Regions from separate parts of the Homo sapiens genome. Here regions 1 and 3 are each linked to region 2. A link is a contact called in ENCODE Hi-C data. All regions are on one chromosome and are shown on one strand. Each heading gives the region's core, a stretch centred on a gene start or an enhancer-like site at or near the end of the contact. The rest is flanking DNA. Distances are from core to core; before and after follow the strand shown.

Region 1 (4,782 bases), core at 15-2,514, 3.9 Mb after region 2:
GCCAAATCAAAGTCAGGCTTTCAGTTTTGCTGAGTTGAGAAGCCACAGCTAGAAAGTGGGGGTTCTGTAGTGTGAAGCAGGCTGCAGGTGACCTGGCTGAATGTGGTGCTGTGGGCAGCAATGGCTTCGTGGTGCTTTCCTGGCACCCTTTCTCTTTACTCCCCATGTCCTTGTTGGGCCGAGCTCCCCGCCTCCTCTGTTCTGTCTCAGGAGGCAGGAGCCCCGTGCGAGCACAGGCTCTCACTTTTCAAAATAGATGGCTTGGGGCAATTTTCCGTTTCCCCATGCTAACCCTGGTGGCTTTTCTTGTCTGTGAATAATTGACTTGGCTTCAACAGGCGATAAATGGACCACAACGGACTCTTATTCTAGCAGCTGTACTTCAGAGACGCTTTCATATGTACATCTCATGCACGTGTGAAGTGTCCCGTGACAGTGACACGTTGGGGTTTCTGTCACCTCTGCTTCATGAGATCTTTGGGCATCTGGGTCTGTGGAGACTCACTGTGTATCATTCTGTGTATGTGTGCAGAGAGGGTGTGTATGTGTGTACATATGCGCATGTGAGTGTGCATACATATGTATGTGCATGCACGGGAGTAGGTACACGTGCATAGGCATGTGGTTGCATTACTGTGTGTATGTGAGCCACCAGTGCAAGTATGTATATGAGTGTGTACATGTGTATATGTGTGTGCTGTGTACCTGTGTGTGTTGCATGTGTGTACATGTGAGTGCATGTATATATGTGTGGATGGATGTCTGTATCGTGTGCACATACATGTACGTGTATGACAGTATGTACATGTGTATGAGTGTTGTGTCTCTGTGTACATGTATGTGTGTATATGTGCAAGTGTACGTGTGTACAGGTGTCCACATATGTATGATGTATGTACATATGTGTATGAGAGTATATGTGTGTACATATGTATGAGTGTGTGTGTGCATGTGAGTATATATGAGAGCGATGTCTGTGTATGTGTGTGAATGTGTGCATGTGTGGGAGTATGCACGGATGCTTGTGGGCACTCAAGCTGCCCGTGCTGCCTGGCATTGAATCCCACCCCTGGAGCCCCTGGCGTCTCCTTCAGCAGCACTGATGAAAGCTCCCTTGGTGCACAGTCCTGGGCTTGGCTTGGTGCTTGAAGGGAAACAGAAGAGAGAACAAACCCTGAATTCTGAACTCCCCAAGGGGAAACCTAGTCACAAAAGCACCGTAGTTAGGGACGTAAGGGATCAGGAGGAAACTGAATTTGAAGTAGCAGATTCAGAGTGTACCGCTGAATAATAATTACGTAGTCGGTTTGGGACTTAAGTTGGCTCACGTTATGCACTGCTCTGCAGTTTTGAATAGATTGATGTTGAGTTAAAGCATTTTTGCTGAATGTAAGTTAGTGTCATTCAAACCTTCCTAAAATAAAAATCTTAGGCTTTCAGTGAAAGAATGACACAGTTTCGCAAAAGGCACTATTTTAGGTTACTTTCAACACACACAGTGTTGTAAAAACCGTAGCATCGTTTTGCAAAACCCGACCATCTGGCGCTGAATCCTTGACCACGGGCCAAGTCCTGAGCTGGGCCAGGTCCTCCAGGGGCTGCCCCTTGGCTGACCGGATGGTTCAGATGGATGGTGCCCTTTCCTGAATGCTCTGTGTGGGAACACCTGTTCCCAAGTTTGGGGATGCCATCCCCATGATGACTCTAGGTACTCCCCGTATGTTGGCCTGGAGGTTGGAGCTTGAACTTGAGCATCAAACCACTTTATCTGGTCTCCCAGAAGCCAGCAGCTCCTGCCACCTGCGTCTCAGCCTGGGGCTGCCCCTCCACACCTGCCAGCCCAACACAGCCCTCCCACCAGCCACCCAGGGGCCGTCCCTGACCCAGCTAAGCCAGTCCACGTGGATCACCAGACTTGCCTCCTTGAAGCCCCGCCAGACGTGGCCCCAGGGCCCCTTCCTTTGCCCTACCCCACCGGCCTGGCACCGTAGCCAGCACTCAGGCTGTGTACATGTGTATAGGTCCTCTCCAGGGCCGGCTCCACTCTGCCTCTTGCCTCTGCTCACAGCAGAACATTTGGAACCTGCAGAGCCGGGGCCTGCGCCTGCCCCTCACGCTTAGACGTGTGGGCTTCCCCCACCCACCTCCACATGCCAGCTGGCTTGAGGAGATGCAGGCCTCAGCGGCCTTCCTCCTTTTCCCCCTGCATGTTCTGGGAGATTTCCTCCTCCTCATTTCCCAGTCTTTCCTGTGAGTTGCTTGTCTCCACAGTGACAGTCTTGGTTTCTGAGAGTGTTTTCTTGTTCTTTGATGCTCCTCAGCGCCCTGTTCTTCCAGACTCTCTTGGCGAGCGTGGTGGATGTTTTGCACCCCTCTTCTGATGCCCACCCTTTCTGTCTCCTTGGGGTCAGTCCTCTGCTTCTCTGCCATGCAGCTGCTCTGCTCACACGTCTCAGGATTCTTGGGTGTCGTCCGTGTGAGGGCGGTAGGACGGAGTGGATTTCCTGGGGGTGCTGATGGAGATCCCCGCTCCTGTGTATGCAGATAGATCTGTCTCCTGATTCACATTCCCCTGGGAATGGGCTGCCCAGGCACCTGAGCACCCTGGGCTTGTGCTGGCTCCCTTTGCCTTGGGGTGAGTGGGTGCTGGGTCCCCAACCCCACAGCAAGCGGAGCTTTTCTCTGAGGCTGTCATCCACACCAGCAGTCCGGGTTTTCACATGTGGATAGTTTGGGTATAAAATTCCTCCAAGATCTTTAGAGAAGAGCTGAGGCTGCTTTTTCCCTGCCCCGACACCCAGTACAGTTCCCCTGAGCACCGTCTGTCCCTGCAATTCGATTTCGGGGCTGGCAGGTGTGTTCCTCTAAGGGCCGCCCGGGTTTTAATCCCTTTTTTCCTGCTGTCCTCTCTCCTGCCCCTGAACCTGCCCGAGACTGGCTCCTGTGCCCGCCGCAGCCTCCTCTGCAGCCTCGCTTCTCCCTCCGCCGCTGCCTTGTTTCTTCCATCTTAGGCATCAATTGCTGTCTTTTGGCTTTTGTTTTTGTACTTTTTTTTTTTTTTTGTGGAAAATAACATGTGCACAGAAGAGTACATCTTTATTTTTTAGTTTAGTTTTCTTGAGATGGAGTCTCACTCTGTTGCCCAGGCTGGAGTGCAGTGGCGCAATCTCGGCTCACTGCAACCTCCGCCCCTTGGGTTCAAGCAGTTCTCCTGCCTCAGCCTCCTGAGTGGCTGGGATTACAGACGCCTGCCACCATGCCCAGCTAATTTTTGTATTTTTAGTAGAGACAGGGTTTCACCATGTTGGCCAGGCTGGTCTTGAGCTCCTGACCTCAAGTGATCCACCTGCCTTGGCCTCCCAAAGTGCTGTGATTACAGGCGTGAGCCACCATGCCTGGCCAGAAAAGTACATTTTTAAATATGCAGCTGAACAGGTGGTGAAGAAGTGCACACCTGTGTAATCCCCCCTCCTCTAGACAAGCAGCACCCTGGGTTGGTCCCCAGCATCTCCATGTGTAACTACACCATTGTTTATCATCGCATACACAAAGGCCATTCCAAGGTGGCCCCACGAGAGGAGGCTTTGTGCCCTCCTAGCAACCGCCTTGGCTCAGATCCATGGGGACCCCTGTCCTGGAAGTCTTCTGGGAGGATCATCTGTCCCAGGGCAATGTGAATCCAGTAAGGCTTCAGGCTCTTGTTTCTCTGTGCAGTAGTTTTACCCAGTGTGATGCGCCCACTTAACCCAGTGGCCGAGTGAGCCGTGGCTTCTCATGAGGCTGAATCATGTTCTCTGTGTGCCTGACCTGTGGCTTCTCACACACCGTGGCTGTCTGCTGCGTGTCAATTCCCTGAGGTGTGGAATAACAGCCTAATCTGTAGCCTCATATGAAAGAGAATACACACATTTAAAAGGCTAAATTTGTACCTATTTTAAAAAGAGATAAAGAGTACACAAATTCAGTTAACCTAGGCTGATTTTTACTTTATTTTCCAAATTTATTGGCCATCTAATTTCCTCCAGAAACAGCTCACTGTAATAACACAACGCCTGGTTGTGGGAACCCCGGGCTTCCTGTGGAGATGAGATGGGGAAGTTCGCACGCAGGTCTCAGCTTCCGCCCTCAGCTCTGAGCGCCCCCCCCCCCATATTGCGATATGCGTTTTAGGTGTTTTAATGTTTTTCCCATTTCAAAATGATAGGATGCTGATAAATAAGTTGCTAACATGAAGGTCCGGAGGTCTTCTGGCCTGGGACTTGTGCTGTCTGTGTTCCGGAGTCTCATGTTGTCTTAGCACTGCCTGCCGCGTGGCCCGTGACCACCACACAGGGCCCCGCGGCCTCCTTCGTAGGTGAGAGCGCAGCCAGCGAGGACACAGGCGGAGGCCAGGAAGGCGCGGCGTCTTTTCTTCCCTCAAGCAGATGTCCCAGCGGCGGCGACCACAGGAAGCCCGTGGCCTGGACTGCGCCCTGGAGGGCTCTCCCGTGGGACCGCCCCTGTGCCTCACACAGACTCCGAGACTGCGGACGTGTGCCCGCGTGACGCAGCGCCCTCTTTTGCAGGGTTGTGGACTTCCTGCTGAAGGCCATCATGCGCACCATGTGGTTCGCCGGCGGCTTCCACCGGGTGGCCGTGAAGGGGCGGCAGGCGCTGCCCACCGAGGCGGCCATCCTCACGCTCGCGCCTCACTCGTCCTACTTCGACGCCATCCCTGTGACCATGACGATGTCCTCCATCGTGATGAAGGCAGAGAGCAGAGACATCCCGATCTGGGGAAGT
Region 2 (4,327 bases), core at 1,828-4,327:
ACCGTTACTTCTACTACAAGCACTGTCCTAACGTAACTATGCAAAAACCTTCACCATCCCATAACACTGACAGAAATAAGTACAAGAATTTATGATGGTTACCATTCAAGGTTCTCTATAAACTGCCAGGAACCTATTTTTCTAGACTCACTTTGCACAACTACAGAATTCCTCCAGAGACTCTACTCGTAACTTTCCCCTAAAAAGGTAATCCAATTCCAGGCCACAGAAAATCCAAATGCAATAGTGTCCTGACCTAGAGAAGAACTCTGTAAACTAAGGCCCTACTCCAGTGTTTATAATGTTTCAATGGAACACAGGCATACTCATTTCTTTGTGAATTGTCTACAGCTGCTTTCACATGAAAATGGCAGAGCTGAGCAGTTCTGAGCAAGTCCCCAAAGCCTAAATACTTGTGATCTTGCTCCTTACAGAAAAAGTTTGCAGACCTCTGGATCTAGGATTACTCTTATTGATGTTTTGAGAACCCACAGCAGGAAATGTGGCAAGGGTAGAAGGAAGGAGATTCAATTTCTAGGCCATACATTAGAGTAGTTCACACCACGGTGGAAGCAGTGGAGATGTTGAAAAGTGGGTGAATAATGAAGGCAGAGCGGACACAATCTGATAAACTGGATACAGGTTATGAGAAAAAAAGAGCTGCACCAAGGATGCCATCTAGTTTCTGGCCTAAGCAACCAGAAGAATACAGTTGCTAAATTTAACCATAACAGATCCATGACTGAAAAGCACAGTTCACATCAGTAGTTCTTCTGCACAAAAGCCTCCAATGACTCACCATTTCCATCGCCCAAACCCCAACAATGGTCTACAGGAGCCCACACAATCAGGCCCTCCTCCTACCTTCCTGACTCCCAGCATTCACTCCGCTCCAGCTTCACTGGCCTTCTTGCTCTTCCCAAGCACACCAAGCCAGCTCCTGCTACAGTTCTTCACATCTGATGTTTCCACTGTATGGGAGACTTTTCTTCCAAGATTTCTACAGAGCTTATTATTCTCTCACCTTTGCTCCAATATAAACGTTCCAGGACTCCCTACTTAAATTCCAACAGCCACTGGCCTAGTCCTCACCCATTCATTCCCTCCCCATCTCTGTTCAATTCATCAACAACGTTTTCATTACCCTCTAACATAACTCATTTGTTTCATTTATCCTGCCACCCTCCTAGAACGGAAGCTCCAAGAGATCAAGAATTTTTGTCTTTTTCTCCCCTAATGCCATAATTGCAGTGTCTAAAATACGGCAGGTGATCAATAAATGTTTGTTGAGTGAATTGGCTCGAATAATAAATACAATGTATTAAAGATTCGGGAGAACTCCAATCACGTTCCTGGGGTGGTGGTGGCGGGGGCGGGGGGGCGTTATAAGATACCTACACAATGCAGCTCAGTGAAGGCAATGATCTGTTAGTTCTCCTTCTACTCACAAAAGCAGCACATTTCCTTCCTCCCCTTCCTTCAACACTTAAAATGTTTGCAATCAGTTCACAGATATTGCACTTAAAATGCAAACCAAGTTTCTCGGCATGGCCTACCTAGCCTGCACTCCCGTCTGGTCTCATCAACCATCTTCCGTGTGCACTATGCTCATGCCAACCATACCATGTTCTGCTCATCAAAGACACCCTGCTCCTTCTCACCAAAGGAACCTTTCCACCTGTTAATCCCTCTATCCAGGAAGCTCTTCCCACATCTCTTCTGACAGCCCGATCCTTCCCATTATTCAAATATCTGAAAGTTACTGACTCAAAAATTCCCTACCTGACTACTCTAGCTAAGAGACAAGACCAATATTCCAACATCCTCCTTTATTTTCTAACACCTAAAATCTTCTGAGGCCTTATTCACACATATGCATCTTACTTATGAGAGATCCTATTTTGTTCACCACAATGTCTGTAGTTCCTAGAACACTAGGCAGAGTAGGTAATGAGGTGCTGGTGAGTTCCGTTTTATCACTGAAACCGCGATAGTAGGAAGTTAAAAGAGACCCCCGACATCAGGCAGCTAGGAGAGTCGTGGGAAATGAGGGGCACTATTGCCCAAGTACCACCCCATAAGATCTGGAGCCATACTCTAGCAATTCTCCCTTATGTCACTCTAAAGAAGAGCCCACGCCGCTGTTAGAAACCTCCAGTCTCTGCATGCCTTTCATAAACTACTTTTATCAAACAACTGACAAGCTACTTGACCAATTACTTGGCTTGCTTTTTAAAAAATTAGCCTCGGGATGGCACATCTGCTATAAGCTGAAACGCCTCCCTAGACTCTTCGAGTCTAAGACTCAGACAACCCACATGTCACGTAAGATTCTGCCTCCAAACAACAAATACTCAGGATGGGCCAGAAGACCAAAGCGTTATCCTCAGGGAGATAACTGCCCTCGGCGTTTCACCTGTCCCTCACTGACCTACGGAGTCTGCCCTAGGGAGCTCCGAGGCCGGGTAGGGAAGGTGGGGGGCCCTCCAAACCTCGCTTACTCCACCCCCACCGTTACACCAGCGCATTCCAGTCAATGAACTCTGGGTTTCAAGCTTAAATAAAGCAAAGAAAGCCGTCCCCAAAACTCATGTAGGAAAAAGAGAGCAGAGAGACGAGCGAGCAAGAGCTACGGTTGGGAAGGGAGAGCAGCGCACTGAGGCACAGCCCGCGCGGCCGGACCCCACATCCCTGCGCTCCCGGCCGGCCGAGCCGAGTCCCCCCCCGCGCCCGGGGCCCCGGGAGGTGCTGCACCTGCTGCAGAGAGGCGCAGCCCTGACATCGCGACAGGTCCGCCGCCGTCCCGGGCGCCGCCGAATGGGTCTCGCCCGGCATCATGGTGCCGCCGCCGGGCCCGGTGGGCACGCACGCCTCAGGGGCCCGCGGCGTCGGCCCCGTCCTGTCTCTGCTGATGCCGCCGGGGCCGCCGCCTGCCAGGCCGCTTCCCGCCAGGTCCGGGCGGGTCCATCCGTGCACAGAGGTCCCCGTGGGGCTAGCAAAAGGCTCTCCGAGCCAGAGCTGCCTCAGGCACTAAAAAGAAACGCTACCCGGCGCGGCCCCCGAGCGCGACGCAGTCCAGTCAGGGCCCCGCCCCGCCCTGGCTCGCCCCGCCCCGCCCTGGCTCGCCCCGCCCCTCCCCTGGGCGCGGGGCTGCCTAAGGCGCTGCCTGAGCAACACCGGGAGAGGAGCTGTGCTATGCGGCGGGGGAGACGCCCACAGAGGAGCAGCCAATAGGAGTAGAAGGATCGAAGGTGCATTCCTACCACTGTTAAGGGTCGATCCTTTATTGCCACCTTGCTGTACGACAGGCTTTCCATAGACACCTAAAGGCCTCCGCTATGTGGGCGGTGACCCGCCCGTGACGTAAGCTCCAGACGCCTGAGAAGTGGAAGGACCCGGCGTCCAGGACAGGAAAGTGCGTGATTTACAGCTAGAGGGATAGGCGCTGTCCCGGAGCCCGTCCTGGGCCAGGGAGCAGGAGAGGGAGGGACTACAGTTCCCGACGCGCTGCGGGGCGGGCGGAGATCGTGCGCTTCGGCGCCAGTTGCACGGCCTTAGCAGCCAGTGGCGGCTCCCCTGCTCCTGTAACAGTCCCCTTGTCTTCTGACCTTTCGCTCCTCGGTCATGTGTCCTCGCCGGTCGCCGCGGCAGCCAGTGATGCCCGAGCGGCGGGTTCCCAGGCCCAGGTGTGGGCGCCACCGCCCACCATGCGCCAAGCCCAGAGCCTGGTTGAATCGTTCGCCACCTTGTCTACCCATTTTGGCCATTATCCTGCCACCTCCAAATCCTGTTTTTGACACTTCTCGGGAGAGAGAGAAAACGGAAAGATAAAGGAATAAACTCCTCGTGGTCGTAGTTAGTGGGTAAATTCAGATCTCGTTTGAACCGAGGTTTTTCTTATCTCCAGCCACCGTATCCACCACCACCAGAATCGTCTTTTTAGTCATCACAGCTGGTCGCCGTCAGTACCTTGTTCAGAAGCCTCTCGCAGCTTCCATCGTGTGGTTATACAATCCAAATTCCTTATAAAGTCCAAATTCAAGAGGAGGAATGCACGTTTAGTTAAGTTAATGTCTAGACCTTACCAGCCAATTTCTAGCTCCTCAGTATGGAAATTGCAACTGAAAACACCCCTTCCAAAAAAAGCAGTCTGCATTTTTCTCTGAGTTTTCTTCTCCAAATTTCGCACCCCTGACCTTGCTTACACACTCTGGATACCACCTGCTGTGGAGTGGCGGAAGCAGACATCCAGCGATAGCTAAGTTTCCTGTCGTTGACACCCAAGCAAGACAGGCGTGTACCTAACTGAGGACCTGCCGGTGATAGA
Region 3 (4,711 bases), core at 1,835-4,334, 4.8 Mb after region 2:
ACCGTGGCTCACACTTGTAATCCCAGCACTTTGGGAGCCCAGCAGAGATCACCTGAGGTCAGGAGTTCGAGACTAGCCTGGCCAACATGGTGAAACCCCGTCTCTACTAAAAATACAAAAATTAGGCAGGCGTGATGGCAGGCGCCTGTAATCCCAGCTACTCGGGAAGCTGAAGCAGAGGAATCATGTGAACCCGGGAGGCAGAGGTTGCAGTGACCCAAGATCGTGCCACTGCACTCCAGCCTGGGGGACAAGAAGGAAACTCTGTCTCAAAAAAAAAAAAAAAAAAGAGGAAGACTACATATACTAAAAGGGTCAGTCCACTAAGAAGGTATAAAAATCCTAGCTATGTAATTCAACAAACAGAGCTTCAAAACATACAAAGTGAAAAAAAAAACAGACAAATCCACAATTACAGTTAAGGGTTCCAGACCCCTCTCTCAGTCATTAATAGAGTCACTAGACAGAAAATCAGCAAGGATACAGAAGAACTGAACAATATCACCAACCAACAGGATCTAATTGATATTTATGTATTTACATAACACTCCACTCAACAACAGAATACACACACACTCAAGTGCACCTGGAACATTCAACAACATAGACCAGATGCTGGATCATAAAACAAACCCTGACAAATTTAAAAGAATTAAAATCATACAGATTATGTTCTGGCCATAATGGAATCACACAGAAAAATAACAGGAAAATATCCACACATGGAACGTTAAAAACATACTCCTTAAAAATCCACAGGTCAGGCCGGGCGCGGTGGATCATGCCTGTAATCCCAGCACTTTGGGAGGCCGAGGTGGGCGGATCATGAGGTCAGGAGTTCCAGCTACTCGGGAGGCTGAGGCAGGAGAATGGCATGAACCCAGGAGGCAGAGCTTTCAATGAGCCAAGATTGCGTCACTGCACTCCAGCCTGGGTGACAGAGCGAGACTCCACCTCAAAAAAAAAAAAAAAAAAAAAATTCACAGGTCAAACAGGAAGTATCGAGGGAAATTCTTAAAATACGCTGAACTGGATGAAAATTAAAATACAACATAACAAAATTTGTGGATACAGCTAAAGCAGTGCTTACAGGGAAACTTGTGGCACTGTTTATAATAGAAAATAGGAAAGTCTCAAATCAATAATCTACAGTTTTGCCTCAAGGATTTAGAAAAGTATAAAATAAATGCAAAGCAAGCAGAAAGAAGGAAATAAAAAAAAGCAGAAATCAATGAAATTTGAAACTAGAAAAACACTGGAGAAAAATCAAACCCAAAGTCGGTTCTTTGAAACTATCAATAACATTCACAAGCCTCTAGCAAGACTAAAAAAGAAAGAATACACAGATTATCAACATCAGGAACAGAAAAGGGATATCCCTGTAAACCTTGTAGCACTAATCAGGGAAGAAGGGAGGACTCGGCATGTCCCGAGGTCAGCTGCCCTCTCACCTGCTTCCTCAGAGCCCTGTGGTGCCTACTGCCTCAGGATCACTTGGATTTTGTCACGAGGTTACAGTTCCCCTTAACCACTCTACAGATAATAACCTGGACATTATAAACCGTTAAGTTTTCCATTTGAGATATTCTTTCAGGACCTGGGGACTGATGCCAGCTGGTCTAAAGGGCCCCGCAAGCGGATTCACCAAAGAATGCAGTTTCCACACCCTGATAATTCCATGGCCCTTACCTCCACCAACTGACAACACCAATCTTCCAGCTCCTCACAGTCCTGTTCCTCTAAAACCCCCAGCTCAGGCTGGGTGTAGGTGGCTCATGCCTGTAATCCCAGCACTTTGGGAGGCCAAGGCAGGTGGATCACCTGAGATCAGGAGTTCAAGACCAGCCTGGCCAACATGGTGAAACCCCGTCTCTACTAAAAATATAAAAAATTAGCCGGGCATGGTGGCGCGTGCTTGTAATCCCAGCTACTCAGGAGGCTGAGTGAATCACTTGAACCTGGGAGGTGGAGGTTGCAGTGAGCTGAGATTGTGCCACTGCACTCCAACCTGGACGACAGAGTGAGACTCCGTCTAAAAAAAAAAAACCGCTCAGATCTCCTTGGGGAGATGGATTGAGGCCTCCTTCCACCTCCCTGCTGGGCCCCTGCCAGCCTTAAACTCTTTCTCTGCTGCAAACCCCACTGTCTCAGTGTATTGGCCTGTGGCCCCCACAGCACCTGACTGAACCTGTTGGTCCAGTAACACCTGCAGACCACACACAGACATTAACAGGCTAACAACAGAACACCAGAAACAACTCAACACACACACTCCACAAGTTAGCTCAAATAAGCCAATGCCACAAAACCCCACACAGCCAAGACTCGCGGTGAACTAATATGAACGGTTCTCTAACAACCAGAGATACAGAATTTGTCATTTAAAAGCTTCAAAAACAGAAATTGACATGTCCATATGGTTTCACTGGAAAATTCCAGGAAACATTCAAACAATGAGCACACACTCTACAGAACCTCTTCTAAATATAAGAGAAGGCAACACTTCTCAGCAGTTTATGAGCTCGGCTTCACCTTGACGCCAAAACCAGACAAAAATAAGCCAAAAAGAAGGAAACCGGCCACCAACATCCTCAAGAAGGCCGAGCGCAACAATCACCACAGAGTGGGCCCAGGAGAACCAGGGAGGTGATCCCCAGCGGGAGGGCGGGCTGCGCTCCTGGACAGCAAGGCCGGCTCCCTCTTCTCAGCGGATGTAACCCCCAGTCACGGAACCAGTGACCCGATAGACAGGCAGGGGCCGGGACGCCGGGACCCGAACGCGGGCAGGGGCCGCACCTGGGCACGGGGGGTGGGTCGCTCACCTGGACACGCGCGCCCCGCTCGCCCGCGACCGTTCCGGACGCCCGCGGCGCCTGCGTAGACGGGTCCCGCCTGCCCACGGTCCGCCGCCGCCCCGGGAAGCTCGGCACCCACCCCCCCGCCACCTCACGCTTGCACCCCCGCCCGCCCTCCGGCGCACCCAGGTCGCGGTGAGGCCCTAAGCCGCTCTTCGCCCGAACCGCCTCCTCGCTCAGCACCAGCCGAGGGCCAGCCCGCGCCATGTTTCAAACGGAGCCCTCGGACGGCGCCTGCGCGGCGGGCGGGGCGAGGCTACGAGAGGGGCGGGACCTGCGTCGGCAGAACCGAGAGCCTGGCGGGACGGGGCGGGGCCTGCGCGGCGGGGCGAGGGGCGTGGCTGGGGGAGGGGGCGGGACTGCGTGGGCGGAACCAAGAGCCTGGCGGGGGGTTCTCCTGAATGGCGGTTCTCCCAGGTACTGGCCACGCGACCCCAGCCCCCGCCCCAGATAGCTCCCTGTCAAGGCTTCCCTGGGCGCGGCCGCCTTCTAGGCCCCGGCCCTTGACACACGCGGTGTCCTCCCGGGGAAACCCCGAGTAGGCGCGGTGGAATCGCGGCTGGTGGTGGGCATGGGGACCCTGCCCCATCCACACTCCGCTCCCACCCTGAACCCAGCGCCCCCGGGGACCCCCGACTCACCTAGACTCCCCACCCAACCCGACCCCCCCGCGGGGACCCCTCCAGACACCCCAGCACCCGCCCGGAGCCTTGTCTGCTGCACCTCCCGTCCAGCCCCGGGCCTCCCAGAGGTGGGCGGGAGCTGAGCTTCTCCCCAGCCAGTCACTCCCCACGGCCGGTCCTTCTCCACCCCAGAACCTCCAGAGATGTCACAGGCCCAGCACTGTGGCTCGTGGCTGACCGCGCCCTGGAGGGTCTCGCTGTGTTTATCCTTGTGAGGTCCTTCTACAGAGCTTTCAAGGAAGACAGAGTTCAGCCTGTTTATTGGGAAGACTTTAATCCTGCTCAAGACATCTACTGTGTCACCGTACCACTGTGGCCCAGCGCCTGGTGGAGTGAATCCAGACCCCCAGGGGTGTCCCCTCCCCGCCTTTCTCCTGGTGTCTAGGGGCACCCAGAAACCCTCACCCCAGATTAGACCAGCTCGTTGGCAACATCCCTGGTATGTCACAGCCTGGGGGGTGATAGACAAGGCAGGGTAGTGGTGGGGGGTACGTATGGTGGTAGTAGACGAGGGTATACACAGACAGAGGGTGTACATGGGGAATGTGTGCAGGGGCTGTGTGCAGGGAGTGTGTGTGGATGGTGTAGGGGAGTGTGTAGGGGAGTGTGTAGGGGGTGTGTGCAGAGGTTGTACACGGGGTGTGCAGGAGGTGTACTCAGAATGTGTTCAGGGAGTGTGTGCAGAAGGTGTACATGGGGTGTATGCAGGAGGAGTGTGCAGAGGGTGTACATGTAGGGGGTGTGTGCAGACAGTATACAGAAGGGGTGTGTGCAGAGGATGCACACAGGGTCTCTGCAGGGAGTATGTGCAGTGCTGTACATAAGGAGTATGCAGGGGGTATATACAGGGTGTATGTGCAAGGGGTGTGTGCAACAGTGTGTGCAGGAGGTGTGTGCAGGGTCTATGTGTGGGGGTGTGTGCAACAGTGTGTGCAGGAGGTGTGTGCAGGAGGTGTGTGCAGGAGCTATGTGTGGGGGTGTGTGCAACAGTATGTGCAGAGGTGTGTGTAGGGGCTATGTGTGGGGGTGTGTGCAACAGTGTGTGCAGGAGGTGTGTGCAGGAGGTGTGTGCAACAGTGTGCAGGGGGTGTACACAAGGTGTGTGCAGGAGGTGTGTGTAGATGTGTGTGCAGGAGGTATACACAGGGTTTGTGCAGAGGATGTGTGTGGGAG

The links. A loop is a pair of places that touch in the nucleus more often than their neighbours do. Pooled maps may share reads with other maps.
Region 1: a map with no recorded cell type shows a loop between it and region 2 (16-fold over the local background). The contact joins the enhancer-like site here to the promoter of ICE1 in region 2. A Hi-C loop is called at or near these places in 2 of 37 single-sample maps with no recorded cell type and 3 of 50 pooled maps.
Region 3: a loop to region 2 is called in a pooled map, with 8 times the contacts of the local background. The contact joins the promoter of CEP72 here to the promoter of ICE1 in region 2. A Hi-C loop is called at or near these places in 6 of 50 pooled maps.

Annotation. Positions count from the first base shown.
Region 1 is chr5:1,494,698-1,499,479 of GRCh38, reverse strand. It overlaps LPCAT1 (lysophosphatidylcholine acyltransferase 1), which reads left to right. Exons shown (of 14, transcript NM_024830.5): 3 at 4,566-4,780. LOC124901162 (a long non-coding RNA gene) reads right to left here. Exons shown (of 2, transcript XR_007059103.1): 2 at 3,961-4,782. Among named protein-coding and RNA genes, the nearest start is that of MIR6075, 14 kb to the left of the region's middle. RefSeq lists an enhancer at 4,344-4,782. Within about 2 kb of position 1,264, at least 6 of the 41 ENCODE cell types and tissues checked have a DNase peak (open chromatin) inside an H3K27ac peak, as active enhancers do.
Region 2 is chr5:5,421,427-5,425,753 of GRCh38, reverse strand. ICE1 (interactor of little elongation complex ELL subunit 1) reads right to left here and starts at 3,077. Exons shown (of 19, transcript NM_015325.3): 1 at 2,755-3,077. The coding sequence starts at 2,838. LOC101929200 (a long non-coding RNA gene) reads left to right here and starts at 3,625. Exons shown (of 6, transcript XR_001742583.3): 1 at 3,625-4,327. RefSeq lists silencers at 2,645-2,784, 2,845-3,174 and enhancers at 3,205-3,454, 3,320-3,830, 3,831-4,327.
Region 3 is chr5:610,713-615,423 of GRCh38, reverse strand. It overlaps CEP72 (centrosomal protein 72), which reads right to left and starts at 3,084. Exons shown (of 12, transcript NM_018140.4): 1 at 2,981-3,084. The coding sequence starts at 3,062. CEP72-DT (CEP72 divergent transcript) reads left to right here and starts at 3,214. Exons shown (of 3, transcript NR_103444.1): 1 at 3,214-3,272; 2 at 3,671-3,977. RefSeq lists enhancers at 2,301-3,230, 3,231-4,161.